2 separate regions of the Homo sapiens genome follow, and region 2 is linked to region 1. A link is an interaction called in ENCODE POLR2A ChIA-PET data of the cell type or tissue named here. Cell type or tissue: GM12878. All regions are shown on one strand. Links, peaks and the distances in the headings refer to the core of each region. The heading gives the core; the rest is flanking DNA.

What was found. Peaks named below come from ENCODE experiments on the same cell type or tissue, not always from the same donor. Only the 100,000 strongest peaks of a DNase experiment are listed, where the experiment ranks them.
Region 2: POLR2A ChIA-PET joins it to region 1 with 5 read pairs; 2 of 35 experiments call an interaction of 5 or more read pairs at or near these places.

Annotation. Positions count from the first base shown.
Region 1 is chrX:41,620,479-41,636,030 of GRCh38, reverse strand. CASK (calcium/calmodulin dependent serine protein kinase) reads left to right here. Exons shown (of 27, transcript NM_001367721.1): 10 at 9,328-9,427; 11 at 13,397-13,414. It overlaps LOC124905180 (a long non-coding RNA gene), which reads right to left and starts at 14,693. Exons shown (of 3, transcript XR_007068219.1): 1 at 14,360-14,693. In GM12878, for the core only: no CTCF peak of the experiment used is centred there; a DNase peak (open chromatin) is centred at 1,554.
Region 2 is chrX:41,573,323-41,588,874 of GRCh38, reverse strand. It overlaps CASK (calcium/calmodulin dependent serine protein kinase), which reads left to right. Exons shown (of 27, transcript NM_001367721.1): 14 at 1,888-1,968; 15 at 10,347-10,535. Among named protein-coding and RNA genes, the nearest start is that of CASK-AS1, 63 kb to the right of the region's middle. In GM12878, for the core only: no CTCF peak of the experiment used is centred there; no DNase peak of the experiment used is centred there.

The DNA of each region.
Region 1 (15,552 bases), core at 329-2,828:
CAGCTACTCGGGAGGCTGAGGCAGGAGAATTGCTTGAACTTGGGAGGTGGAGGTTGCAGTGAGCTGAGATCACACCATTGCACTCCAGCTTAGGCAACAAGAGCAAGACTTCATCTCAAAAAAAAAAAAAAAAAAAAAAAAGAATTGGAACTAGGATTGAACAACTATCAGAAAGCAGTAAATAAAATCTTACACTACCTTGATCTACTAGAAAATATTTTCAGCTCAGATCACTTTTCTCACCTTCTTTATTCTTCCTAGGTGTCTTTCTCCCTCTTACTACTCTCCCTATCCTCCACCTCACCAAAAAAAAAAAAAAAAAAGAAGAAGAAGAAAAGAAAACTGGTAATCACCCCATATGGGGAGTCCATTTGACTTTAAAAGGTTCTGAAAAAGACCAGACATAAAGTAATGGAATCTTTTCAGCACTGAGAGAAAATGCTGAGAGACCATCCCCCACCCAACCCTCCAGAGTAACAAAGGGAAATTGATTATCTTAACTTCTTAGAATTAATTTATGTTTGACTTACTTTTGATACTGAAAAATGTTAACTGTTCTCTAAGTGGTTGATTAGATAGTAGTCTTCCTTAGTCACATGACTCCTGCCAACTATAAAACTTTTCTTCTTAAGTATTTTCAGATATGCCATAAATTCTAATAATACCATTTTATTTTTCAACCCCTGAAATTAGTGAATTATTATGTATAACTCTAGACTTATAAAAACATTTATATGAATTTTGAGGAAACTATTAGGCTACAATATTATCCTATAGACCTGAAACTTTTAACATGGTACCCACTGGCCACATGCAGCTATTTAAATTTAAATTAATTAAAATTAAATAAAATTAAAAGGTCAGTTTCCCAGTCACACTAGCACATTTCAAGTGCTCAGTAACCACAGTTGGCTAGTGGCTACTATATTAGACAGCACAGATGTAGCTTGGGACATTTCCATCATTACAGAAGGATCTATTCAACCATGCTACTATAGAACAAGGGAAATATTAACATATCATTGTTGGTGTTGATTATTCCCATTTTAGCCTTTCTTCTCACTGATTTTGCAGTCAAGGGTTCAAAGTGACTCTTCTCTATTTGCTTTAAAAATCCTTGGCCAAAATAATTATTAATGATAAGCCATTATTGAGATGGTAGCCAAAGAAGTTTCCCAAAACTTTTATTCTTTTTGCCTTGATATCCACCTAAACCTGTGTAGCCTACAAATAAAAAACTCTTTTATTATTCAAAGTGAAATTTGGTCAACTGTTTTTGAAGTTAGTTTCCTCCCCAAAGAAACTATTATTACACTTTTTTGTCAACTTTTCTATAAGTCATTCTAAACCTAATTGCTTTGGCCTCATGTGACATTACGCTGTATGGGGTTGAACCTTTCATTGCCCAAATACAAACATTTCACCAGAGAGCTTGGGCTTGCCCCATCACAAGAAACACATGCTGTACTTCTCCCGGGGCCACAGAATCAGACTTGGGCCTAAAATAGCCAAAGTGGTGACTAAGATTCATTTGGACAGGGCCAAGCTGTCAAAACAGAGAGGGGTCATGTGGATTTACCACATCCCCTTGCAGGGCTATTTAAAGTTTTAAGACCCACCAAACAACCTAGAACTAGGAACATCAGCAGGGTCATTAGTGAATGTGTTTGGCTTCTGATAAGGCTGTATTCTTTTGAGTAGTTCAGCCACCTTGTTAAAACATGTTACACCTACCATCCTCAAGGAACTAATTCCCATTCTGCCTCTTCAGTGGACTTCTAGAACAGAGATTGCAACTTCCTTGGCTTTCAGAGTCCACCACACACTTTATTTTCACACAACTAGGTGCTCATCCTACCCAGACACTATTCTTAACCTCCTCAGTGGTGGGTGACAGTTTAATTTGTAATGACTCCCTTGGAAGTGATTAAAAGGGAGTTCACAGAAAGCGGTAGAAAATTACTTTTGTGGCCAGGCACAGTGTTTCACACCTGTAATCCTAGTACATTTGGAGGCCAAGGCGGGCAAATCGCTTGAGCTCAGGAGTTCAAGACCAGCCTGGGCAACATGGTGAAACCCCGTCTCTACAAAATATACAAAAATTAACCAAGTGTGGTGGCTGTGCATGCCTGTAATCCCAGCTATTGGGGGCCTGAGGCAAGAGGATCACTTGAGCCTGGGAGGCGGAGGTTGCAGTGAGCCAAGATCACGCCACTGCACTCCAGCCTGGGTGACAAAGTGAGACCTTGTCTCAAAAAAAAAAAGAGAAAAAAGAAAGAAAGAAAATTACTTTGGTAACTTAGTCATGATGGAATGATGGAAAATGTATTTTCCCCATTTTGGTTACCACATGTTTCATGTGTCGAGTTTTTTCCTCCTAATTCATACTAAGCTCTGGAATTGTAATACTTCATTAAAAAAAAATAAAAAAAAAGAATCCTCTAGATAACAATACTTTCTTTAATAAACTACATCGTTCTGAGCACAGAACTGAATATGAGGACATTTTCTCAAACTGAATATTAGGATACATGAGACAGACTGCATGATCTCCAGGCTGTGTGGAAAATCTGTGCTCTGTGGTCTGGGGCTTTTGAGGGGGCACACCTGTACTCTAACCCTGGCTGTCATCTACTGAAGGAGGTACTGAGGAAAGTGGTAACTGTTGTTATCTGAGGATGTCTATCCAGAGAAGAGACTCAGGAGGGAATGTATTCTGAAGTCATCCCTATTGCTTCTTCAATTATTTCTACCCCTAGAAAGCAAATTCCCCACAGTGAAGTGTGTTGAAGAAATTCTATACAAATAGAAGCAATATTCTATGTTTGGGTAAGTTTATTGCAGTCCATTTAAGAAATGGTGAGTCGAGTCCACGTGATTCAGTTAAGAGGATAAAATCATTTATTTCCTATATATACAGAAAGCAAGGATTTCTAATAACTTTCTACAGTTTTTCTTTATTATTATTATTATTTTTTTTTTTTTTTTTGAGAGAGTCTTACTCCATCACCCAGGCTTAGAGTGCAGTGGCGCAATCTCGGCTCACTGCAGCCTCCGCCTCCCAGGTTCAAGTGATTATCCTGCCTCAGCCTCCCAAGTAGCTGGGACTACAGGCACCACCACATCCAGCTAATTTTTGTATTTTTAGTAGAGACGGGATTTCACCATGTTGGCCAGGCTGGCTTTGTACTCCTGACCTCAAGTGATCCGCCCGCCTCGGCCTCCCAAAGTGCTGGGATTACAGGCATAAGCCACCGCGCCCAGCCTTTATTAATTTTGCAAATTGCAAAAGTATTCTCTGACTTACTGATTGGTCACTTGTGTTCCTGAACTGTGCATAACTACGAAAGGTTTGTTTAGGAGTGCCATTTTCTAATACTGTATAAAGCTGTACTATCCAGTACAGTAGTAAATAGCCATATGTAACTGTTTACATTTCAATTTTAATAAATTAATATTAAATAAAAAGTAAAATTTGGTTGCTCTGTTGCGCTAGCACCTTTCAAATGCTCAATACCACGTGTGACTGATGGCTACTGTATTAGACAGCACAGGTTTAGAAAATTTCCTTCATCACAGATAGTTCTATTGTATGGTATTGCTATAGAGTCTTGGTAACTGCAGAGTAATGCTTATACATAAGCAGCACTTTTTGATAGGTCAACCAGGAAGCTATAATAGATATTTTTTGGCAATTTTCTTTCTGTTAGTTCAACAAAAACTAACTTAAAGATTTATCAAAGACCTTTGTACCGTAATGAAACCCAGCATTTACATACAGTCCTCTCTGTAGTAAGGGTTTGTACAAAGGCAGTAAATTGAGATAGCAGTCGTTGTGGGCTTCAGCTAATCAGAGCATTAAATCTGGTATCCAAAAGGTAACCTTTGAGCCTGAGCAACATAAGGAGACCCCGGCTCTACAAAAATAAAAAATTTGCCGGGTGTGGTTGCACACGCCTGTGGTCCCAGCTACTTGGAAGGCTGAGGTGGGAGGATCACTTGAGCCTGGGAGGTCAAGGCTGCAGTGAGCTGTGATCACACCACTGCACTCCAGCCTGAGTGACAGAGTAAGACTCTGTCTCAAAAATAAGCGGGGTGGGGACCTTAATTCTAAAAACTGAAAACTTATTCTGGTATGAGCAGTTCCGCAAATATTCTGGTATGAACAGTTCCACAAATAATAAGTGAAGTGATTTTGATCTTACATATTGATTTTACAAATCAATTAATTTGTGATTTTTTTTAAGAAATACATATATAGGCCAGGCACGGTGGCTCACGCCTATAATCCCAGCACTTTGAGAGGCTGAGGCGGGCGGATCACCTGAGGTCAGGAGTTCGAGACCAGCCTGACCAACATGGAGAAACGCCATCTCTACTAAAAAAAATACAAAATTAGCTGGGCATGGTGGCACATGTTTGTAATCCCAGCTACTCGGGAGGCTGAGGCAGGAGAATTGCTTGAACCTGGGAGGCGGAGGTTGCAGTGAGCCAAGGTTGCACCATTGCACTCCAGCCTGGGCAACAAGAGCGAAATTCTATCTCAAAACAAAAAAAGAAAAGAAATACATATATAGATATATGTTGTTTTTTCTTTTTTAATTGAGACAGGGTCTCACTCTGTTGCCCAGGCTGGTCTCAAACTCCTGGACTGAAGCAATCCTCCCACCTTGGCCTCCCAAAGTGCTGGGATTACAAGTGTGAGCCACCATGTCCCACCAGTTTATGATTCTGAAATGTAGAATATATTACTTCCTGTTGGGCAATAGATTTTGAAAATTATGTACATTTAAGACCATCTCTATAAAATACTTTTACATAGACCCAAAAGAATTTCTAAGATATCTATTCTGTGCAATTACTCTTAAATATAACTATATCTAGTACACTTACAAGTCTCATTTTTCATTTTCTCTAGAGAAAATACTGCAGCCTCTTTTAGTCATATATCCTGACTGAAAATTATGAAATTAAAGGTTTTAGACCTATGTTTAGGTTATGTTTGAGTATTATATATGTATAGGCTATGCTGACTAAACTGAATGATAACTCTGGTTTTGGCTATATGGAGACATATCAAAAGTTCTGATTTAATTAATCATCTCACCTAATTATCATCTAGGACCTAATTATTAAGTATAATCAACCCAAATTCTTTAACATCTCTACCTTGAAATGATTTTCTTGACTTTTGGTCATCTCTGTTCAGCCTCAACCTCTCCAAATTCTCCACCCTTTTTAGGGCTTTTGAGTTCAGTCGTCTGAATTCTAATAGGATGATTATCTTTCAAATTTCTTTGTCACACTCCTATTGGTATGTTCTGGTGATACACTTTCTCCCCTCAGTATATTTCCCTGTTCACTCAGGAATATGACTATATATTACCTTGTTATTTAGGTACAAAGCCAATTATTCTATATCTGATACTTGTATATTTTGTATTTAGATGTTTTAAAATGTACCCTCCTGCCATGACTGTGTATTGCCTTGTTATTTAGGTACAAAACCAATTATTTTATATCCAATACTTGTGTATTTTGTATTTAAGGTTTAAAAATGTACCCTTCTGCCATTGTGCCTATCAAACTTCATGATGCGTGTTTCTGAGCTCAGGAAATACCAAAAAGGGAGTATTCGGTTTTTGGTTTTTGTCTTCAAGTCAGCAATACATCTTTGTTCAGCTCTTGTGTTCCTCAATAACTTTGTTCCCTCCTTAAGTGCATTCAGTAGTTAAACTTAGCAGAAATCTGACCTAACCATTTTCTTGTTTTCCACTTCCTTAAATGCCACACAGAATCATCTAGCCAGAAGCATACCATTTTGATGTTTGACATATTGACATTTCAAGAAAACTATAATTATGATTAAGAATTATTTCTAGTTCTTAACTACAAATTAAAAACTTGTGGTGCTCTTTTTCTCTGAATTTATAATCTGCCTTCTCCTTTCTAGGTTAATTTGCTTGATAGAAAATTACAACTTTAATATTATTTATCTTAACAGATTGTGAATAGTCTAATTAACTCAAAAGTATTATGTTTCGCCCTTAAAAGATACTAAATTATACCTTCTAAATTAAAGCAGGTAGAAAACTTCTTTGTCAAGGGTTTAATAAACCAGAAAGTTTGAAGAACTACTTGTATAAAATCTGATTTTTTAATTGTTGTATTACATTATTGCTATCGATGAGCAATATTACATTATTAGCAATCAGTAGCAATAATGTAATACAGGGGTTGGCAAACTATGACCTGGGGGTCAAATCCAACCCACTGCCTATTCTTGTATATAAAGTTTTATTAGAACATAGCAAAGTACATTAATTTGCATATTGTCCATGGCTGCTTTCACACTACAGTGGTAGAACTGAGTAGTTGCAAAAGAGATCATATGACCTTTAGAGCCTAAAATACTTACTGTCTGATTATTTACAGAAAAAAAATTGCTGACCCCTAGTATAGTAGAAATCCTTGAACTGGGGAGAGTAGTCATTGAATGTCAATTATGTCTACTCTTCATTATGTCTCTAAGTTGACAGAGACCTTAACAGGTTGCTAAGCCTCTCTGGACCTCAGTTTTCTCGTCTGCAAAATGAGTCCCTTAGAATGAATAATCTCTAAGGTTGATTCTCAAACTAATAAAATTATATGAATCCGTGACCTATTTCAGAATGATGTTGCTGTTTTACATAATGGCTTGCATTGAATATTTAAACCATCTATAGTCACTGGGTTCAGACAACTAAATATTAGGTGGGGCACCATGGCTTACACCTGTAATCCCAGCACTTTGGGAGGCTGAGGCCGTAAGAGTGCTTGAGCCCCAGAGTTTGAGACTAGCCTGAGCAATATAGTGAGACTCAGTTTCTATTATTTAAAAAAAAAACAAACTACGTAAACAAAACTGCTAGTCATAAGACAGATAAATTTAAAGCATACTACTATTGTTTCAAAAGCATTTGCATCTCAGGGCTCTTTTAGATACTGTTTTCCTAGTAGTATAGGTATTTATTACAGATCTTTGACAATAGTAGCAAGAACAGGCCTTGAAGCGTATAACTAACATCTTAAGAAATACAGTTGTACTTCATTTGGAAATAAAAATAAAGCATCTCTAAAAGCCTAGTTTCCGTGTGTGGGAAACGTGATTTGATATATAAAAATTCCATTCCCACCCAGCTTTTAGGAAACATGTATAATACGTAAAGTAAAATAAGTTTTTATAAAAAGAAGAACTCAACATTCACTACTGTTTTTTCAACATGGTAACTATAATTCTGCATAAGAACCTTTCATGCGTAACTTTAGACTTTCAGAAATCTCAAAAGTTACCTGGAATGTTAACATCAATATCACTTCTCTCTTTTTGCCCTTCCCTTTCTACAGTAAGTAAACTTTGTGGAAATATATTTTATTAATGTTTTCTGGCCAGGCGCAGTGGCTCACACCAGTAATCCCAGCACTTTGGGAGGCCGAGGTGGGTGGATCACTTGAGCGCAGGAGTTCAGGACCAGCCTGGGCAACATGGTGAAACCCCATCTCTACAAAAAAATACAAAAGTTAGCCAGGCATGGTGGCACACGCCTGTAGTCCCAGCTACTTGGGAGACTGAGATGGGAGGATCACTTGAGCCTGAGAGGTTGAGACTGCAAAGAGCCGAGATTGTGCCATTGCACTCCAGCCTGGGCAACAGAGCGAGACCCTGTCTCAAAAAAATAATAATAATGTTCTCATATTAGCAGATACCTAAACACAAACAAGTTTTATCTTTCCAGAAAAATTCAAGAGTTAATATTTAAAATTTAGACTTAGACTACTTAGGTGATTTGATAAACTAACTAAATGAGTGATTCTACATAGACCAGCAAAAGGCTGTGCTCATGTTCTAGATCTTTATTAGTAGAGTTAGTAATGATATGCACTTACAGAATGCTTTACAATTTGCAAAGCACTTTCATTAATACATTATGACTTTTGCCAATCCTGTAAGATAAGTCCATTTTAATATTCTTTTTTTTTCTTTTTTGAGACGGAGTTTCACTTTTGTTGCCCAGGCTGGAGTGCAATGGCACGATCTCGGCTCACCGCAACCTCTGCCTCCCGGGTTCAAGCAATTCTCCTGCCTCAGCCTCCCAAGTAGCTGAAATTACAGGCATGCGCCACCATGCCGGGCTAATTTTCTGTATTTTTAGTAGAGACGGGGTTTCTCCGTGTTGGTCAGGCTGATCTCAAACTCCCGACCTCAGGTGTTCCACCCGCCTCGGCCTCCCAAAGTGCTGGGATTGCAGGCGTGAGCCACCGCGTCCAGCCCGTTTTCATATTCTTACTTTACAGATAAGAAAGCCTAGAGAGGTTAAATGATTTACTCCCAAATACCACATGTTCTCCCTTATAAGTGGGAACTAAGCTATGGGTACACAGAGGCATGCAGAGTAGTATAATGGACACTAGAGACTCAGAATAGGGGAGGGTGGAGGGGCAAGGGATAGAAAATCACCTGTTGGGTACACTGTACACTACTCAGAAGACAGATTCACTAAAAGCCCACACTTCACTACTGTACCATTTATCCATGTAACCAAAAACCACTTGTACCCCTAAAGCTGTTTAAATAAAAAATAAAATAAATATGATTTACTGAAGCAGTAACTCCCAACATTTTTCCACTCTACAGTCCTAAGGGATGTCATGCACTCAAATGGCAGTGATTTCCAACTAGGAATAAGGGGAGGCTATGCATATAGCTTAAAAGAGTCATATGTAGTTGATTCTGTTGTGTGGCCTGATGGAGAATTACTATACAAAAGTAAGACATTGTCATTGTTAAAACAAAAAGAGGGAAAAAAGATTTTAAAAAGAAAAATGACACATAATCCTACCACCCAGAGATAATTAATAACATTCTGGTGTATATGCAGTCTTTTATATCCATATTAACTTTTTTACCCAAAAATGAGATTATAATATACATTGATTTTAAACCTTTTTCATGTAATTAATCACAGACATCTTTTCATTCCACTAAACACCCTTCTACAACATCATTTTATAATAACTGCAGAATATTCCATCCTGTGTTACATGTTTGAATTCAAGATGTAAGTGGTTTCATATACTTCTACAATTCCCGATTAGTGTTATTCTGGTATATGCATATGTAATTTATTTCAAGGAATCTGAAATAATTTAAAAACTACCTCTCTTCTAGCCATCATCTCCTATATATTTGACTTAATGGATAATCCTTAAGATAAATAATTTGTTAAATAACTTATTTATATTTGTGTATTTGTTTTAATAATCTATTTTTTCATCTCTTTGTTTTAGGGTGCAGTACTAGCCGCTGTGTCAAGTCACAAATTCAACTCATTCTATGGGGATCCCCCTGAAGAGTTACCAGATTTCTCCGAAGACCCTACCTCCTCAGGTAATTGGATAATTCACTTATTCACCTGTGTGGGTCATTTGGCATTTACATCCATTCTCTCCCATTGTGAATAAACTTTTCCTGTGCATTTAGTTAAATCCTCCAACGGATTCTAAGGAAGTTTGTCAGCAACCAAATCCTGTCTACATGTGTCTTGTTCCTTTTCATTTTAATACCAAAGTTGCTTTCTCCTGTGGCTCCAAAACCAACACTTCATTTTTTTTTCTTTTCACCTCAGTAATACTTCTTCCCCTTTCCACACTCTAGACCCAGCATTGCACTCCATCCAATCCAACATCCTAGTCAGTCTTTTGGGATCTTTCTGATTACCTTCTCTCTCAACAAAAACTTCTAATATAAGCTTTTCCCCAGGTCAGTCGTATTAGATCAGACTGTGGGCAGCACTGCTTTGAATGGAATCTTTCAGTGTAGAGCTGTCTTGTGAGTTATCTCCTGAAACAGTTACCAAGTTCTTCTTTCTGTATAAAAATCTATAACACGGCCAGGCATGGTGGCTCATGCCTGTAATCCCAGCACTTTGGGAGGCCAAGGCAGGCAGATCACCTCAGGTCAGGAGTTCGAGACCAGCCTGGCCAACATGGCAAAACCCCATCTCTGCAAAAACACAAAAATACAAAAAAAAAAAAAAAAAAAAAAAAAAGCCAGGCGTGCTGGCCTGCGCCTGTAGTCCCAGCTACTTGGGAGGCTGAGGCAGGAGAATCACTTGACCCGGGAGGCGGAGGTTGCAGTGATCCGAGATCATGCCACTGCACTCCAGCCTGGGCGATAATGCGAGACTCCATCTCAAAAAAAGAAAAAAAAAATCTGTAACACATGCATACAAGTATCCAAAGGGGAAGAACACAGAAGAGTTATTTGTTTTGATGAACTGTATATAAGTACCCCTGAAACAACCTGCCAGTGTTCACAAAATCATTTTATAAGCCAGTGCAGTGGTGTGCATGTGTAGTCATAGCTACTCAGGAGGCTGAGGCACCCGGCTCAGGGGGATCACCTGAGCTCAGGAGTTTGAGGATGCAGTGAGCTGTGATCACACCACTGCTCTCCAACCTGGACAACAAAATGAGACCTCGCCTCTTAAAAATTAAGAGATAAAAGGCCAGGCACAGTGGCTCACGCCTGTAATCCCAGCACTTTGGGAGGCCGAGGCGGGCAGATGATGAGGTCAGGAGATCAAGACCATCCTGGCTAACACGGTGAAAACCTGTCTCTACTAGAAATACACAAAAATTAGCCGGGCGTGGTGGTGGGCACCTGTAGTCCCAGCTACTCGGGTGGCTGAGGCAGGAGACTGGCGTGAACCCGGCAGGCAGAGCTTGCAGTGAGCCGAGATCACGCCACTGCACTCCAGCCTGGGCGACAGAGTGAGACTCCGTCTCAAAAAAAAAAAAAAAAAAAAATTAAGAGATAAAAAAATAAAAAACCAAAACCATTTTATAAAATGCTCAGATTTCCATCTTACCAGTGTAATATTCTCAAGAATCATTTACTAAAAACCCATAGGGTCCATTTATATGTATATGTAAATGCGTGTGTGTGTGTGTTCTAAATTTTTATTTATGCATTTTTTATTTACTTAACTCCTGAATCATGTGTCCTCTGGCCTCAGCTTTTTTTCTTTCTTTCATTAGAGCCACTCCATATTTGTCATCTTTGATTTTTGTACTCTTGGACTAGCTTCATCAATATTCATATATTACCACTGGGACTGAGGCCCTGGGCCCTTCCTAAAGCCTGAGGTTTCTGTCCCACAGTTAGTAATATAGGAAGAATTAATGTGCTAATGCTTCTTTCCTGTTGGTACCATGAGCATCTGTCAGTATTTATGCTTCTCCTCTCCTCTGTTTATACATGTGTGTGCACCTACACATTCACATACACACACACACAATTTCTTACCAATTAGTATGTGCTTGTACCTTGTGCAAAATGACAAGATCTTGAGGTGATGGATACCCCATTTACCATGATGTGATCATTATGCCCATATCAAAATGTCTCCTGTACCCCATAAATGTATACTATGTACCCACAAAAATTTAGAACTTTTTTAAAATGACAAGATCAACTTTCCCATTCCAGCAGTTATACAGTTCCTCATTTTGACCTTTACCAATTAGGATGTGAATCTTCCTCTTTTGAGTGAAGGTGATTTCCAAAAACATTCAGAAATGGGAATCTTAGAGAAGAGACTGAGGAGAAAGCCTTGCCATTTTTCTCTTGTGCTGACTTGGTCATTATCCAGAGCCCTTCCCACATGAAAGGCAGGGATCTAGTTGTGTTTATAGGTGTGGTCCCCAGTGCTTCTTATTGTTTCACGTCTGTCTTTTCTTCCACTCCATTTTGTTCCCTCCACCTGTAACTTCTTTTGTTAGCTGAAACCTCTGTCTTCTCTCCTCACACTCAGATTACAGTGGACCCTATTTAAGGGGAGTGGATCCAGTAATGGTTTGTATTGTCATACTGTGGCTGTATGATATAATCACATGCTTATAATATATTTAGGATAAATCTCTTTGAGATTTTAGGTCAAGATCTCTACTACCATTTTCATCTTTAGAAATGGAGCTAAAGGCTGGGCATGGTGGCTCATGCCTGTAATCCCAACAGTTTCAGAAGCCAAGGCAGGAGGATTGCTTGAGCCTAAGAGTTTGTGACCAGCCTGGGCAACATAGGGAGACCCTCTACTTTGTAAGAAGTCAAAATATTAGCCAAGCGTGGTAGCACACACCTGTGGTCCCAGCTACTAGGGAGGCTGAGGCAGGAGGATCACTTGAGCCCAAGAGGTCAAGGCTGCAGTAAGCCGTGAGTGCATCACTGTACTCAAAACTGGATGACAGAACAAAACTCTGTCTCAAAAAAAAGAAAAGGGGCCAGGCACAGTGGCTCATGCCTGTAATCCCAGCACTTTGGGAGGCCGAGGTGGGTGGATCACTTGAGGTCAGGAGTTTGAGACCAGCCTGGCCAACATGGTGAAACCCCCATCTCTACTAAAAATACAAAAATTAGCCAGGCATGATGGCCACGCGCCTGTAATCCACCTGAGGCAAGAGAATTGCTTGAACCCAGGACACGGAGGTTGCAATGAGCCGAGATCGTGCCACTGCACTCCAGCCTGGGTGACAGAGCAAGACTCCATCTCAAAAACAAAAGGAAAGGAAAATAAAAAGAGTAATACTCTATGCATTTAGGAAAATATGAATATTTAAAATAACAGTTTAAAAACTTGTCATCTAATAAGAAGTCAAACATGTTTAGGTATATTGTTTACGATGTAAAACAATTTTTCTATAAATGATAATTTTCTATTTTGATTATTGAAATTCATACATTATGCATTTACTAGAATTCATTTAATCTTATGATGAACTGTGTATTGCTTGAAGTGGGGCTGGGCACGGTGGATCACTCCTGTAATCCCAGTACTTTGGGAGGTGGAAGTGGGTGGATCACTTGAGGTCAGGAGTTCGAGACCAGCCTGGCCAAAATGGCGAAACCCCGTCTCTACTAAAAATACAAAAATTAGCTGGGCGTGATGGCATGTGCCTGTAGTCCTAGCTACCAGGAGGGTAGGGAGCCAGGGCTGAGGTAGGAGGATCACTTGAGCCCAGGAGGCAGAGTTTGCAATGAGCTGAGATTGCACCACTGTACTCCAGCCTGGGTGGTAGAGTGAGACCCCATCTCAAAAAAAAAAAAAAAAAATCAATGTTGAAATATTCTTTTCTCATATTTCAAATCAAGTAATTCAGAATCAGAACCCAACGTTTGATGTCTGAAATCCCAAACAGTTCCAGTGATTGTACTCATGGAACATGAGGGCTCACTTTGGGGTCAGCTGGGGGACCATGCTTCTGGTGGCTCATGTAGTGGGCCGAACTGTGGCTTGATAACCTGCTTGTTCTAAAATCATACTGTTTGTTGTTTGTCCATATGCTGCCTTCCTCCTAGGACTTCTAGCAGCAGAAAGTAGGTATCCCTTTGTTTTCCTTTAAGGTGTATCTTTTATGCAAAAGTGTTTGGCTTTGCATGGTTCGTAATCAGCTTGACTTTTTCCTTGGCTGTTTGTGTGTAGTTGTTTAAGTATTAATTTTAACACTGCCTGGTCATAAAATTAAAACTTGGATATATTGATTTTTGAGGCATTGTTGCACAAACAATATTAAGTTCTCACTTCTTTCATAAGAGGAAAAAAGACAGTGTTAAAATTTCAACGGCATTTAATACTTCACATCTGAATTTCACATACGAATACATTAATTCTGGGGAAAGAGTAACATTTATTTTAGAGTTTGCTTTCAAGAAAACTTTCAGGGTAAGTGAATTTTTCTTTGACAATTACATCACCTGTAAGTGGTCTTTATTGCTTCCTGTTACTGAGTCCATTTTCAGTTTATTTGGACCTGTGAAATAAATTCTGAAATCATATCTCTTAACAACTTTTACCATCAGATAGAACATTTATAAGGAATAATGTAATAGCTAGATTTTAATTACAAAGGGGCATAATTTGAGTTTGGGAGAAAATTAAAATGTAAGAAATGTACACACAGTTGAGTACATGTAAAACTGAGGCAATCTGAATAAGATGGGTGGATTGTATCAATGTCAGTATTCTGGTTATGATAATATACTATCGTTTTGTAAAATGTTACCAATGGGGGAACTGAGCAAAGAATACAAGGGATCTCTCTGTATTATTTCTTACAAGTGCATGTGAATCTACAATTATCTCAATAAAAATTCTAATTAAAAAAATAAACCTTTACCTCAAAGATAAATGAGAAAGCCTGGGTACTAATGATTGAATTCATTTTCACATTTTCTTACATTAGTTATCTGTAGCTCAAATTGCAGCTGATTTAATATAAATCTTATAGTATATTAGTTACCTATTGTTGGGTAATGAATTACCTTAAAACAGCAGTTGTCATCTCACAGTTCCTGTGGGTCAGGAATCTGGGCGTGGCTTAGCTGTGTGCCTCTGGCTCAAGATCTCTCATGAGATTGTGGTCCAGTGCTGCTATCTCACCGGAAGGCACAACTGCAGGAGGAATCCTCTTCCAAGCTCACTCACATGGTTGTTGCCAGGCTTCGGTTCCTTACTGGCTGTGGTCCTCTTCACAGGGCTGGCTGTTCACAGCATGGCAGCTCACTTCCCAGCACGAAAGATAAAAGAGGGGGGCAAAAGTGAGAGACAGTGCCCAAGACTGAAGACACAGTCTTTACAGCCTAATCTCATAGTGACGTCTTATCACTTCTGCACTATTCTGTTCATTAGAAATGAGTCAGTAAGTCCAGCCTGCACTCCAGGGGAGGGGACTGATTACACAAGGCTGGAAATACCAGGAGACCAGGTTACTGGGGCCCATCTTAGAGGCTGCCCACCACGTACAAATTAATAACTATTAAAATGTAAGATTCTTCCCGTCTAGATTTAGCGCTCCTCTTTTTTTTTTTTTTAAATCAGCCAACCTGTCATGTTATTTGAGAATGGGCATCTTGGATGTATCAGTAGTGATTTTCCTTAGTTGTAAAGCTTTACACGAGTGGGTACTTAATAGCAGAATGTTATTAAAGTACTTTGAAAAATCTGTGCTCGAAGATGTTTCTATATGGAAGCATAAACTATTTTAATAATCATAATGGCATTAGAGATTATAACATCTATACGCTGACAGAATACATATGCAGAGTTTACTTCCTTTAATAAATTTCAAGGTATCTGTACCATAATCCACATATGGAGAATCTAAAGCATGTATCACCATATGTAAGTTCTCATAACTTGAGTTGGATATGGCACAGATGCTTATGTCCAAAATACAGTTTCCATTACAGGATTCATTATTGCTTATAACTTGATTGATAACAAAGAATTTGCTTTGTGCAGTGGGAATAAAAAGTGTTGAACAGGGTGTGGTGATAGAGGGAAGAGATTGGCTGCAAAGGGACAAGAGAGAACTTTTTTGAAGTGATGACAGTGTACACTTAAATGGCGACTTTTAACTTAAAACAGTATACCTTAGTAAGCAGATTTTTTTTAAAAAGTATTGTGCTTGCAAGGAGGGGCTTTGATTGAGTAGGTGATAATGTGTGTGTGTAGT
Region 2 (15,552 bases), core at 8,685-11,184, 56 kb after region 1:
CATATTTCCATGTTTCTACTTGATCTTTACAAATATAACTTCTAATGACTGCAATATTTTTCTTTGCTGTTATTAAAGTATAACATATTAGCAATTCTCCCATTGTTAGACACATGGGTTTTTTTTTTTTTCATTTTTTGATCATGTCAGTCTTTGTGCAAATAAACATTTTTCTTTTAGAAAAATTATTTCTTATAAAGTGAAATTACTATGTGAAAGACTATGAAGGACATAATCCCTTCCCTACCAGATTTTAGACAGAAAGTCTGTACTGGAAGATGGTGTACGTTCACTGAGAAATGAGACCCATGCAGTGGAGGCTGCCCGGCCTGCCCACTTGGTCAGGACTAGCTTGGAGGGGTTGTCTCTGACTTCACCACCAAGGGCTCATAGAAGGGAATTAAGATATCGCTGATAGAGGCATGAATCACCACCCTGTCTTCACAATACGCAGATAGAAGCAGAGAGACTCTGGGGACAATTCTTTGGCTCAACTGGACAGTGAAAACCTGCTGGTTTCCCCCTAACCCTGCTTAGGTGGAAATACCACACCTCTGTATTTAAAAATAAACTAGGAGAGGAGCAAGGACCCAGAGAGAGTATGTGGTTTTGTCCTCTCATTTCACTAATAGAGAAACTCGGAGCATAAAATACACCAAGGATAATTGGTTTATCATCTTGAAACAATATGAATTAACAGCATAACCAGCACTCTAATGAACAGGGTATTCGGATAAGAAAGCTCTGTCATTTTTGCTTGTTTGTTTGTTCTTCCCTGAGGCAGTAGTTGAGTAGCACAGAACATTCTAGTTATGATGCTAAAATCTAAGGCTCGGGCCATGTGACCTCACAACATCCCCCTCCTGCCCCAGTAGGAAGCTTTTGTATGGTTTTCACAGGTTGAGGTGAGAGTCCTCCTGGATGGATGGTGGTATGATCCTGCCATCCAGTTGTGCCAAAGCAATCCTTTATTGGCTTAATGGTTGGAATTCAGTTGAGTGTAATGCAAACCTCTGAATCCAGCCATATGCAGTTAGAATAGCAGCAGGTGTTTACTCAGAAAAAGAACAGAGGCTTTTTCATGGGTTCATGTCCCATAAATAACTTACACAGGTAAACTCCATCCTGGTGGTAAAGGAGAACTTTTTAAAACAATTTTATTTGAAAACAATCAATTTTACCTGTGCAGAAAAATGTTAATGACTAATTAGTGAAGAAAATTTGAGTGGAAAGAGAAAATAAGGCTTTAAAAAATTGTTCTCTTAGGCTCCCTGGCATTTAACCCTAAGAGCCATTAGCAGAGGCATGACTTTCTCTGTGTGGGCAGATGACTATGGGGAAAAACATTGATCCGGCAGGCATTTTTGCATTTTCTACATTACTTAAAGAAAAATTACTTGTGTATTCTTAATTAAGTAGTCTAATTAATTAGTTCTGTTCTTGAAATCGTTTCTATTTGTGCCTGTGTCATTTTGACATTTCTAAAGGGAATTGGCAGTGCTGTTAATATAAAAGAAAACTTCTTATTAACTTTTTGTCCATATTGATTTTTATGGTGAGTTTGGAAAAGGATATTCAGAGATACTCTTCCGTTAAGTTTCATAAATCTGTAATAAATATATGTTGCAGCCTTGTCATTTTGCTTTATATTTTTCAATAACCTTTTAGGTTATAGTTGACAGACTTTTAGAACAATTTGCTTCATTTTTATTACCATCAATACTGTTCTTCTATGTATTAATAACATTTGAATAAAATGAAAAGTTTTTCAAAATAATTGTTTTGCCTGCCATAAAAATCCACTCATAATTTTTAACTTAAAAGAATTTAACATTTTGTAAATCTTGTGTCATGTTTGTATTATTGTATATCTTGTTTATTTTTTAGGTATTGGAAGAAATTTCATGTTACCCTGAGAATAACGACGCAAAGGAACTAAAGCGTATTTTAACACAACCTCATTTCATGGTAAGTAATAATTAAACTTCCATAGAACTGAAACCTCACTTTCAAAAGAAGTTTTTAAACTACCCTCATAAAATGTAGCCAGCTTCATCTCATGCATTTTTATCCATATCATATGAGACTATTAAGATTACAATACCAGGTAATACCAAATATTTTAAGACTGTTTTGTTTACTTTGTGTCACAACTGTAAAGATACTCTTGGTGAAGTGGCTTTTCAGGGACTGTACTCATCAGACAAGGGATTTTCTTTCTTATGGGGTAGTCCTTTAGTCACTGGAACTGTTTATGTTACTTAAACCACAAAGAACTAAAATTAGAGACAGTTTTCAATAATAAGGAATCGTCTGAATCTAGGTGATATATTGGAAGAATTACATCTCTTTTGACAATGCAAAACTGCTGCACTTTCTTGGTTCATTTCTACTATATGGAAAATGGGGATAACACCTGTATTTAGCCAAATATAAAGCTAAATAGCTAAACAAAGCTCAAAGCTCAAAATAGATAAGATACTTTGCTGTGGAAAAAGGTCCATGCTTATCTACCTAACTGCAATACAAAAACACAATTACAGATGGAAATTCATGTTGAATATACCATTTTAAAAGCATTAGCCACATCAGTTTATGTGAAAAATATGTGAAAAGTGGAAAATTTACCTCACTGCCCTTTGGGAGAAAATCTGACTTAAAAGCCTTGTTCTTATAACTACTATTACAGATGATACTTTGAATTTTTATTTATTTATTTACTTTTGAGATGGAGTCTCACCCTGTCACCCAGGGTGGAGTGCAGTGGCGCGATCTCAGCTCACTGCAATCTCCGCCTTCCAGGTTCAAGCAATTCTCCTGCCTAAGCCTCCCGAGTAGCTGGGATTGCAGGCGTGCACCACGACACCTGGATAATTTTTGTATTTTTAGTAGAGACGAGGTTTCACTATGTTGGCCAGGCTGGTCTAGAACTCCTGACCTTACCTCCTGCCTCAGCCTCTCAAAGTGCTGGGATTACAGGCATGAGCCACCATGCCTGGCCACAGGTGACACTTTTAAAATAATAGTAACAGTATAATATGTGTATCAAAGCAATTACCTGTGAGTTATTATATATATGCTGTTTTATGATAGTGTTTCTTTTTTTCTTTTTCTTTTTTTTTTTTTTTTGAGACGGAGTTTCGCACTGTCGCCCAGGCTGGAGTGCAGTGGCGCAATCTCGGCTCACTGCAAGCTCAGCCTCCCGGGCTCACGCCATTCTCCTGCCTCAGCCTCCTGAGCAGCTAGGACTACAGGTGCCCGCCACCACGCCTGGCTAATTTTTTTGTATTTTTAGTAGAGACGGGGTTTCACTGTGTTAACCAGGATAGTCTTGATCTCCTGACCTCGTGATCTGCCCGCCTCAGCCTCCCAAAGTGCTGGGATTACAGGCGTAAGCCACCGTGCCTGGCCCTTTATGATAGTGTTTCTAAACTTTTAACCAAGTTATTGAAATAAAGTTTTTTTCCTAAAAGTAACTACCTGGAAAGAAGCAATTACCATATTCATCCTTCCTAACTCTCCCACCCAAGCATTAAAGGCTGAATTCAAGTATAATCCTTGAGAGTATTTGACTTTATTCTATGGTAACAGCACTGTCCAGTGAAATACAATTAGGATACAGGTTCTAATGCCTGTAGATGAGTGCATTTTTACAACCTAGGTGTATAAACACAGAACTTCGTTCAAATCTCACCTCTTTTATCAAGGTATCTTGTAACCTCTCTACCCTTCTCTTGAACTTTCTCTTCTCTAACTCTTTTCCACTTGTTTGTATTCACCTGCATAACATTCTAATGCTTGCTGGCCTGCCAGAGCAGGTCTCTTCCCAGTGAATGAGCCAGGGCAATTTTTCTTTGTCCTTCCATATCCCAGCCCAGTTTTGTTGTTCTCATTGAGCTTATCTCATTTAGTCATTGTGATTATCTCTATTTCACAGAGCAGGAGAATAAAGAAACTATATGCTTTATTAATAATCCTCAAATGTGATGAATCACAAATATCTGCAGTTAAATTACCGTTAATATTACCTTGTTCACTGTTTCATGCATATGTGCTGTGTTTCCCCAGATTATAATTCATTCCCTTTTAGACAGCATGTCTTCTATAGCAGGGGTCTCCAACCCCTGGGCCACTGACCAGTACCCATCCGTGGCCTGTTAGGAACCAGGCCACACAACAGGAGGTGAGCAGCAGGCCAGCCAGCATTACCACCTGTGTCCCCCTCCTGTCAGATCAGCCTAGGCATTAGGTCCTCATAGGAGTGGGAACCCTATTGTGAACTGCGCATGCGAGGGATCTAGGTTGCATACTCCTTATGAGAATCTAATGCCTGATAATCTGAGGTGGAACGGTTTCATCCCAAAACTATTCCCCGACCTCTATCCCCCACCCCCACCCACCCTGCCATCCGTGGAAAAATTGTCTTCCACAAAATGGGTCCCTGGTGCCAAAAAGGTTGGGGACCACTGTTCTATATTATAAAAGTGGTTAAAGATGTGAATTCAGATGACCTGGGGTTGAACTCCATCCTTGCCACCGTAACTTTATGAACTCTGACTCTGAGTCAACCTCGTGGAGTCAGAATAAGAATTAAGTAGCTGATATATCTACTGTGCGTAGCACAATGCTTGACATATGCTTAGTGCCTAATAGATGTTATCTGATACCTATTATTAGTTGCTCCATAGTATCTATCATGTATAGGGCACATAGTAAGTTATCAGTAAAACATTGAATAGATTAGGAACCTGCCCGTTTGCAGATAGGTTAGGCTCTCCTTGGCTGACTGCTCTGTGCAGTGTTCCATAGCTAGAAACAGATATATAATAAATTTTGGACCAGGCACAGTGGCTCACGCCTGTAATCCCAGCATTTTGGAAGGCCAAGGCAGGAGGATTGCTTGAACCCAGGAGTCAAAGACCAGCAACATTGGGAGACCCCATCTCTACAAAAAATTAAAAATAAACTAGCCAGACATGGTGGCACATGCCTGTAGTCCCAGCTACTTAGGAGGCTGAGGTGGGAGGATCACATGAGCCTGGGAGGTCAAGGCTGAAGTGAGCCATGATGGCACCACTGCACTTCAGCCTGGGCAACAGAGCGAGACCCTGTCTCAAAAAGTAAAAAATGCCAGGAACTGTGGCTCACGCTTATAATCCCAGCACTTTGGGAGGCTGAGGAATGAGAGTCATTTGAGGTCAGGAGTTCAAGACCAGCCTGGCCAACATGGTGAAACCCCATCTCTACTAAAAATACAAAAAAAAAAAAAAAATAGCCTGGCGTGGTAGCACACACCTGTAGTCCCAGCTACTTGAGAGGCTGAGGCACAAGAATCACCTGAACCCAGGAGACAGAGGTTTCAGTGAGGCGAGATCACGCCTCTGCACTCCAGCCTGGGTGAGAGTGAGACTCTGTCTCAAAAAAAAAATAAAAAATGAATTTGGACAGACATGTCTTTCTATAAATTGCTAAGTAAACTCAGCTCAATTCAGAGAATGATATAGGGCCGTATGAGACCAATAGATCTTTCAGATTTGAAGTAAGCTAAATAAATTAACATATACCCAAATAGGAGCCTTTTTTTTCATCAAAATCATTACGGCTCATATAGCCCATTGTATGACAGCTTATCTGTCTTCTAAGTCTCGATATGTTTTGCTTTTCTGAAGTCAGAGAGAAGTTAATATGTGCATTGCTATTAGTAAACATTTTCAGAAATAATAAGTAATTTTTATAATTTATTGAATACCTAGCTAGGTGCTTAAAAGACATTTTCATTCATTTATCAAATAAGTAAATGCCTACTGTATGCCAGGCACACTATGCCAGGCACTAAGGACCTAGTAATGAATAAGACAAACAAGATCCCTGCCCTCATGGAACTTCCACTCTAGTGGAGGTGGGGTGGGAGGACAGGTAGGAGAGGTAGAGGTAGACAATGAGCAAGTAAGCTAACAAGATAATTTCATATGGCAATAATAACTATGAAGAAATGAAAGGATAATGGTGCAGAGATTATAGTAAAGTGGGAGCTGCTTTAGATAGGGGAAAGCCCCTCTGAGGAGTAGACATTTGGGCTGAGACTCCTTTGAGGAAGAGCAAATGCAAAGGCCCAGAGACAGGAAAGAGCTTTGTAGATTCAAGGAGCAGAAGTCCTTTGTGGCTGAGATACAGTTAACAAGGGAGAGAGTGGTACTTCCTGTACCAAGAGAGGTCAGCAGAGGCCAGACCAATTTATTTATTTTTTTAATATATAAAATAAGGCCAGGCATGGTGGCTCACGCCTGTAATCCCAGCATTCTGGGAGGCCAAGGTGGACGGATCACGAGGTCAGGAGTTCGAGACCAGCCTGGCCAACATGGTGAAACCTGTCTCTACTAAAAACACAAAAATTAGCCAGGCATGGTGGTGGGCGCCTGTAGTCCCAGCTACTCAGGAGGCTGAGGCAGGAGAATCTCTTGAACGCAGGAGGCAGAGGTTGCAGTGAGTTGGGATCGCACCACTGCACTCCAGCCTGGGAGACAGAGCGAGACTCCATCTAAAAATAAAATAAAAAATATAAATAAATAAAAGCCTTCCAGGCCATTGTAAGGAGTCTGCAGTTTTCTCCTGATTGCAGTAGGATGACACTAAGTGATGGCACGCAGGAAAATATCTAATCTGTGCCTTGCTGGAGCTGATGTGTAGAGAACGGACTGTAGGGGGGATAAGAGTTTAGGGAGACCAATTGGAAGGCTGTTGTGAGAGGTTGTAGAGGCTTGGAGAAAGGTGAGGATGGTAGAACATGGGCAGATGGGGTTTCTGTGTTGGAGATGGTTACATACAAGAGGACTTGCTGATGGTTGGGATGTAAGCTGGTGTAATTAAACCCATTTCACAATTCCGAGAGGAAATTGTGCCCTAACAAGGTAAAGAGACTTGCTTAAGGTCACTCACCAATCAGTGGCCTCAATGAGGTTCAAGCCAGATCCTGCTAGCGCCAAAGCCTATGCTCCTAAAAGTCAGTTGATTTATAATGCTAATCAGATTTCTAATAAATTTAAGTTGAGCTCATTGGTCATTCCTAAATAAGCTTTTGTGTAGATAATATCTTATGTGGGAAATATAATTCTGAGATATATATATATATATATACTATATTAAATAAGCTTTTAAATGCTGGGGCTTTCTATCTTATAAGCGTTTTTAAAATCATGGCTTCAAAATCTTGGTATTTTTAAAGAAATATTAATAGCTAAGGGGAAATATGTTAATACTTACAATTTTTTTATTATGCCAAGGTTTGGGAGTTATTCTTGGCATATTTATAATTTCACACTTATTTGCTCAGTCATCCGAATTTTTCTTTGCTTTCTGATTATTATAACATGAGGATTTAACATTGAATTACCCAACACTGAAAATCCAGATACTTGTAGATATTTACAGTAACTAAAGGAAGAGGAAATAAGGGTAAATTTAAACGACTTTAAAATTCTGTGTTTTTTTTTTTTAAGAGACGGGGTCTTGCTCTATTGCCTAGATAGGAGTGCAGTGACACCTTCTTAGCTCACTGTAGCCTTCAACTCCTGGGCAAAGCAATCCTTCTGCCTCAGCCTCCCAAGTAGCTGGGACTACAGGCATGCACCACCATGCCTGTCTACTTTTTTTTATTTTTTGTAGAGACGGGGGTCTCACTTTGTTGCCCAGACTGGTCTTGAACTCCTGAGCTCAAACAGTCCTCTTTCCTTGGCATCCCAAAGTGCTGGGATTACAAGCATGAGCTACCACACCTGGCCTAAAATCTGTATCTTTAGAGGTCATCATAAAAGAATATTATCTCACTGATTACTTTTTTAGTTATTCCATTTGAAAGGCTGACTTTTTAAAAAGAATATTTCCTTTGCTTATTGCAGCTGTAAAATATGAAACATTAAATAGTCAGATTTTTTCCACTCTAGTCTGATGTTGTTAGTTGTCTTATACATATCCTTACTATAGTACAAAAAGTGAAAGTGTTTTTTTCCTATTACACGATTGTTACGTAGTTAAAACTGACAGCTATTTCAGCTTAGTGACAACTGCTCACTCATACGTCTTAACATATTTGAAGAAAAATGTTCAAATTTTGGTTTCCCTATTTTTTATTTTATATACTCTTTTAAGCTTTTAAAAAGATAGTCTGTAAGTGGCCCCCTTTTTCTGTTTGGATATGAATTAGAGCTTTAGGTTAAGTTTCGTTTTGTGGTAGCAATCATTTACAGTGCCAAATTGTGGTTAATATCGAGTATGACCTTATTTGGTGACATCATTTAAGCATTTTTCTTTTAGAGTCCAGTTTGAGTATTATTTTATGATTGTGGGCTTAATCCTTCCTTGTAAATAATGCATTAAATACAAATGTTTGCTTATATAATTTAAAAGAATGAGTAGAGGCCTGTAATCCCAGCACTTTGGGAGGCCGGGGTGAGTGAATTGCATGAGCTCAGGAGTTCAAGATCAGCCTGGGCAACATGATGAAACCCCGTGTCTACAAAAAATACAAGAATGATCTGGGTGTGGTGGCACATGCCTGTGGTCCCAGCTACTTGGGAGGCTGAGGTAGAAGGTTCACTTGAGCCCAAGAGGTCAAGGCTGCAGTGATATGACGAACATAATTTTAGCAAATGAAATGTTCCAGTTTTTATGTTACTGATTTTTGCTTTTTGCCCTAAATCTTGGTTTCTTATGTGACCACAATTAAATCAGAAAAAGAGGGATTTGCCCACATAGGACAGCCTCTATACTTGGGCTCAGGAGTACCAGTACAAGGTGCAGTTAGGGCACTGGTGAGGAAGCCAAGGTCCCCAGGGCCATCATGGAGCACTACTTTCAAGCTATATATTGCTTAGTGCCCCTTGGTGCTCCTCACCCAAATCCCAGTTTAGACCAGCCTTCTGAGATTGTGAAAATATCTGCCATTTCCATTAGAAACTCAACTGTGTATAATGCTCAAAGCATATTCTTTACTGGTAACAAATCAGCATTATCTTCTTTATGATTTTACCAGATTGTTACCTTTTTTTTTTGCCTCGTATGCATGCCTTTAAAATTAAATAGCCAAGTCATGACTTTTTTAAGCCTTTTAATAAAATAACTTAATTTCAGATGCTATGAGTTATTATTTTTAAAGCAATTTTAACTGCATTTCATTATCTGCAGATATTACCGCACAGATCCCAAATTAAAATAGAACCAAATTTATAGTTAGCACATAAGAAAATATAATCTTTGTATAAAGCTCCAGACATTTTGATAGCTGTAGATTCTCTTTGAAATAGAAATGTTCAAATATTTATGCTTAATAGAAAGGGTTTATTATGATGGCACAAAAAGTGTGGTGAGTAGAAGGACATTCTTTTTTAGGGAAACAAGGGACATTTTATTGTTGAAGTTCACCAAGCTGACAAATAGAGATGTCAGTTCAAAGAAATCACTTTCTCTTTGTTAATAGGCTTTGCAAAAAGAAGTCATAATAATAATTCTCAACTTATTTTTTATTTAAACAAGTGCTCCAAAAAATATAATGAACAAAAAAATTTAACATATTTAGAGTTTGAGTTCCATATCATACGTGATATTTTGGAAGATTACGTTTTTAAGGTACATCTGTGTGTATTTTTTTCTTTTTCTAAATCATATGCTATAAATTATTTTCATCCTTTGGGTTATATAAAAGCGTCATTGTAAATGCCATTGATGAAAGATACTTGCTCAATACTCCAATTATTGCACTATTTCTTTTTAAATTTGTTTCAATTCTAAGCCCCAGCACAAATTTGCCAACTCTATTTATAGATGATTCTTTTAGCTAAATTACTTGAAATTGTACCGTCTACCTTCATTTGAACAAGTTAGTTGATAACACCTCTGACCCAGATAATCATCAAACACATCTCTTCATTGATTCACTCATTTATTCACTTACGTTTTAAAAAATCTATTTATCATGATTGTCACAAAAAAATTGAGATAGTTGGATGTCGATATTACACACTTTATGTTCTCTTTAGATGAATGATACCTTTGAGAGGAAAAGAATGAGATATGTTTATAGAATAAATTTGTCAGCCCCATGTCTACAAAGAAAACATTTAAAAATTAGCCAGGTGTGGTGGCATGCACCTGTGGTCCCAGCTACACAGAAGGCTGCAAAGGAAGGATCGCTTGAGCCCAGGAGATGAAGCCTGCAGTGAGCTGAGATCTCACCACTGCACTGCACCCTGGGTGACAGAGTGAGACCCTGTCTCAAAATAAATAAATAAATAAAATAAATTTCTGCTGAAATAGTAATGTTATTAATAATTTTTTTCTTCATAAAACACTAGGCCTTACTTCAGACTCACGACGTAGTGGCACATGAAGTTTACAGTGATGAAGCATTGAGGGTCACACCTCCTCCCACCTCTCCCTATTTAAACGGCGATTCTCCAGAAAGTGCTAACGGAGACATGGATATGGAGAATGTGACCAGAGTTCGGCTGGTACAGTTTCAAAAGAACACAGATGAACCAATGGTAAGTAGGAAGAGAAAGTTTTCAATACTCTCATAAGATCCCAGCATGAGTTATATCAACTAACTTCAACCTATGCTACTAGGAGTTGGGGAGGGAAGGAAGACATGGATAGTTTTAAAGAAATCAGTTTCCAGATCTTCAGTTCCCCCCTGCCCTTCTTTTCTAGAATTGTTCTGCCTGAAACTGTCTTAGGCATTCCGGTTCTCTTTCTCACCTCTCCTTTCACAATTGCCCTTCAACCAAAAAAAGGGGAACATACTGTAACATTCCTCCAGGGTGTAAAAACCTCTGGGGCAGCAAAGAAAGGGACAATTTGAAATATTGGTATTGGTATTGAGAAAGTGAATGTCTAGTAACATTGTAAAAATCATCCTTTTATAAATCTTATAGTTTTCAGATCTTTTGCCTTCAACAAAATTAGAGGAAGATTAATTCAGGGGGCATTCAAAGAATTGAGTAACACTGCTGAAATAAATTTCTTCCACTCCCAGCTACCTACTTAATATGAATCAATTTACTCAGTGCTTGGGAGTAGAGCTGGAAGAGAATTGATGCTGAACCTTGCCTCCATTCTCATAGAATTCTCGTAGACTGAGAAGATCAAGGAAAGGCTCCTTGATGTTAACTGAACAGAGCAAGGGGAGTGAGGGGAAGCAGGGGAATACTATTCAGCAAACCAAATAGCACATGTGTAAACCTGGTAGTAAAAAGGCTCTTATCATAGTTTCCCAATGGAAAGAAGGCACCATGGCTGAACTGCAGACAGCAAGGTGAGTGGCTGGAACAGAATCATACAAGTGTTGGAAGACATGTTAAGGATTATGTTCATTATCTTAAAAACAATGGGAGGCTATTGAAGACTTTCAAGCAGGGGGATAATATTAGATTTTTGTTTTAGAAATATCACTCTAGAGAATGTATGAGAGGGGTCAAGAGTGGATGTACAGAAACCAGTTAAGAGGCTGTTATTGCAGCAGTGCAGGGCAGATATGATGGAACTCTGAACTTGAGGGATGGATGTCAAGATGGAAAGAAGTGAACACATTTAAGAAATAATGAAAGAGTAGGTAATATCAGTAAGCCTTAACAATGGATTGACAGTAGAACTGAGGGAGAAGCAAAGATCAAGCACAGCCCTTAAGCTTTAGTCTTCTAAAACTGAATGGACGTTGAGACAGGGAACATTGGATAAGTTCCAAGTTGGAGGAGAAACCATATCTTTAGAAGAGGAAAAAAATTCAAATTTATGCATTCATATCTTTTTCCTCAGAACATAGAAAAGGGATATTAGGATATAGAAAAACAAATTACCTACTTCTGAAAGTTGCCTTTTAGATTAAGGGAAAAGTTATAGCAGTGACTCTATGACCATGATTTTTGGAGAGCCCTCAGCTTAGACATTTCTGGTCCTAATCCTCATTTAGTAATCTTTGCCAGTTATACAATATTATCTTGCAGCACATGGGGGGCATGCAGATCACCTCACCCCTTCTGGTACTATCCAGGCAACTCTTTGGCTTAAGAGCATAGGCTACAGCAGGTTTTGGGTGTCTTGGGCAAATCACTTCATGTCAGTGGACCTCAGTTGGCTCATCTCTAAAAGCATAGTTGACTAAATGAATGATCCCCAAGATCCCACCTAGCTCTGAAAGTCTAATATTCCATTCATTCATTTTATATATTCATTCATTTATTCACCAAATATTTTTGAAGTCCCTACTAAGTGCAAATCACTCTTATTAGATGCCAGTGATCTATTGTCAGATAAGACACTGCCCCTTACTAGAGCTCACGTTCCACAGGGCTGGCTACATTAAACAAGTAAATTTGTAGCTTAGCACGGTTTACTTAACAAGCCCAGTTATGACAGAGCTGGAGAGGAGAGAAAGCTGTGTTGGAGAGGCAGGAAGGTGTGATGTTCAGCCAGGCAAAGCAGGCAAGAAGGTAGAAGGGACCACAAGAAGGAGGCCTCAGAGTGTCTTGGGATCATTAAGTTCTCAAGCAGTCCAGTGACAGCTGCTTGATTGTTTGTGTGAAGACTCACTACATAGAAACATAGACTGAATTGGCCCGGTGCAGTGGCTCACACCTGTAATCCCAGCACTTTGGGAGGACGAGGCGGGTGGATCACGAGGTCAGGAGTTCGAGACCAGCGTGGCCAATATGGTGAAACCCCATCTCTACTAAAAATACAAAAATTAGCCAGGTGTGGTGGTGGGTGCCTGTAATCCTAGCTACTCAGGAGGCTGAGGCAGAAGAATCGCTTGAACCCGGGAGGCGGAGGTTGCAGTGAGCCGAGATCGCGCCACTGCACTCCAGCCTGGGCAGCAGAGTGAGACTCCGTTTCAAAAAAAAAAGAAAAGAAAAGAAAAGAAAAAAGAAACATAGACTGAATAAAAGCATAAAACTACATCCCTGAGTTACTTTTTCAGAAAGCGTAAAATGGTCTTGAGTCTCCCCTAAAAGTCTCCTTCCAAAAGCTTTTCTGTCTTCGATGATCCTAGTGAAGATGTATATTTCTTCTCCTTTTGATGGGTTTCCATGAAAACAGGAATTATTTTATGTGAAATATAAAATATATATTTTCAATAATAGAGTGTCAATCTCTAATGCATTTAATACAACTTTATTTGCTTTCTTAGTTGTCTTATTCAAAGCATTATGTTACTGTGCAGGATATTCCTATATGATCTGTTTTGTTTTTCAGACCCTCTGCAATGTGTCCATTCCTCAAGGGTGACATACTCCTGTTACACACCTCTGTTTTCCCATTTGTAGCATCATACTCATAATTTTTTTTTTTATTGATTGGAATTCCCATAGTTGCAAGTGACAAAAATCAAGCTTGAACTAGCTTACAAAATAGAGGAAAGGCTTATATAAACAGGGAAAGGCCAGGAGTATAACTTTCCTAATATCTCCCCTCAAGCTGGTAGGTTCAGGAGTAGGCACCTAACCCAAGCTATGCCAATGCCTTCCCTAGAATTTGTGAACTTGGGAACAGAGAGAAAGTGAATCAGTTCCTCTCTACAGAGAAATGTTTGGGACCTACAGAATAATAAATGTTAACTACAGTTGGTTTGAGGTGAACTTCTCCTGGCCATGGGAGACCCTTTTTGTCTCATTTGCTACTGTACCTAGCAGAGTGCCTGCCTCATAGTAAATTCACGTTAATGTTAGTTGAATGAATACATACATCTATTAGTTTCAAGGGTGGAAGCTGTATTGTACTATCATTTCCCTTATGAAATTAGATTTGACTTACACACTAATTTACAGCATTTTTCCAGGAACACTTTTCTTAGTAACCATACAAGCTGATTGAATGTACAAGTTGGAAATGAAACTTGAATATTACAATTGAATCTTAGGACTGGAAACATTTTGATAAACCAGTTTTTCACATTGCTCACCTACCACTTCTGAAAACTGCAAAATAGGAACAATGCAAAGTTATAGTTTGTGGAGTGGTACAAATTAAGTTTAGAGTATAAAGTCTCAGATATTTTTATCAAGCTTTCTGACAGTGTTATTCTCTAGTGAAAAATAAAAGACACAGTCCCTACCCTTAACTGTCTCAAATTCAAGGCCACTTTCCAGCAAGGGAGCCTGTTAAAAAGTACAGATTTCCGGGCTCCATTCGAGGCCTCCTGAGCTTAAATCTAAAGAGTGGGTTTAAGAGTCAGCATTATTTAAAATTTCCCTGTGTGATTCTTAGGATTAACCAGATCTAGTGCAAAAAATATGTTTATGAATGCTTGTTTTTTTTAATAGTGGATAATCAGAAAACAAAAAGTAATCCACTCTGTAGAATAGTATTCTGGCATTAAATGTGACTATAGAACTTTCATTTCTGTCCAAGATAGAGTAACTGGGACCAGATTTATCCTCTCATTTGAAACAACCCAACATATAAAAAACAAAATATCATGAAAGAACAGTTTTCAAGACATTAGACATCAGGCAACTAAGGACAGTGATCTCTTGTGAGACAGGAAACAAGGTGACCCATATGAATGCCCCACCATGCTGCCTTGAGAGAGTTTCCAGGCCACAGCACAGGGAGGGGAACTAAGGCAGAGTAGGCAGACTCCCTAAATTGAGGGGACAGAGCTGAGAGTCTGGGGTGACCAAAGCAACTAGAGTTCATAGGACAGAGTACTGAAGAGGAGAGAGCTGCACACAGACAGAACCTCAGATCTGCAGAGGATCTCCCTCAAGTATTCAGCAGAGTATCGATCAGTGCATGTCTAATAGGAAATTCCCCAACACTGAGAAACTCCCCAACACTCTCCACTTTGGATGGAAAAAAAAACCATCCAAAAGGATTGGAAGGAACAGCGCCTGCACTACCTGTTCCCACCAGTCAGACTAGAAAAATTTCTAATTCATGGCTCATTGTGTAGAGCGCTCAGGGAAGTCTTATCTCTGTAATGAGAAGTAATTAGCCCCAAACTGACAACTGCTCCAGACCTGCCTAATGGATCATGAACGCAAGACCCAAAGGATCAAACTATGTCCGAGTAACTGATCTAAGTCTCAGAACAAAACATAAGAATATTTTTAGGAATACAAAAACATCAACTATGCAACAAATTCACAATGTCTGACATCTAATCAAAGATTACTAGGCATGTAAAAAGACCAGAAAGTGTGACCTATAATATGGAGAATAATCAATCAAAAATGACATAGAACTGACAGATAATAGAATTAGCAGGAAAATACACTATGGGATTAATGGCAGATTAGACATTTCAGAAGAGATTAGTGAACTTGAAGACAGAGCAATAAAAACTATCAAAAATGAAACACAGCAAGAAAAAGAATTTTTAAAGATGAAAAGAGCATCACTGAGCCGTGGGACAACTTCAGTCAGCCTAATACATGGTTAATTGGAGTTCATGAAGAAGAGAGGAAAAGAAAGAAGAAATGTTTGAAGAAATAACGCCTGAAAACATTCCAAACTTGATGAAAACTATAAACCCACAGATCCAAACACCATGGCAAACCCCAA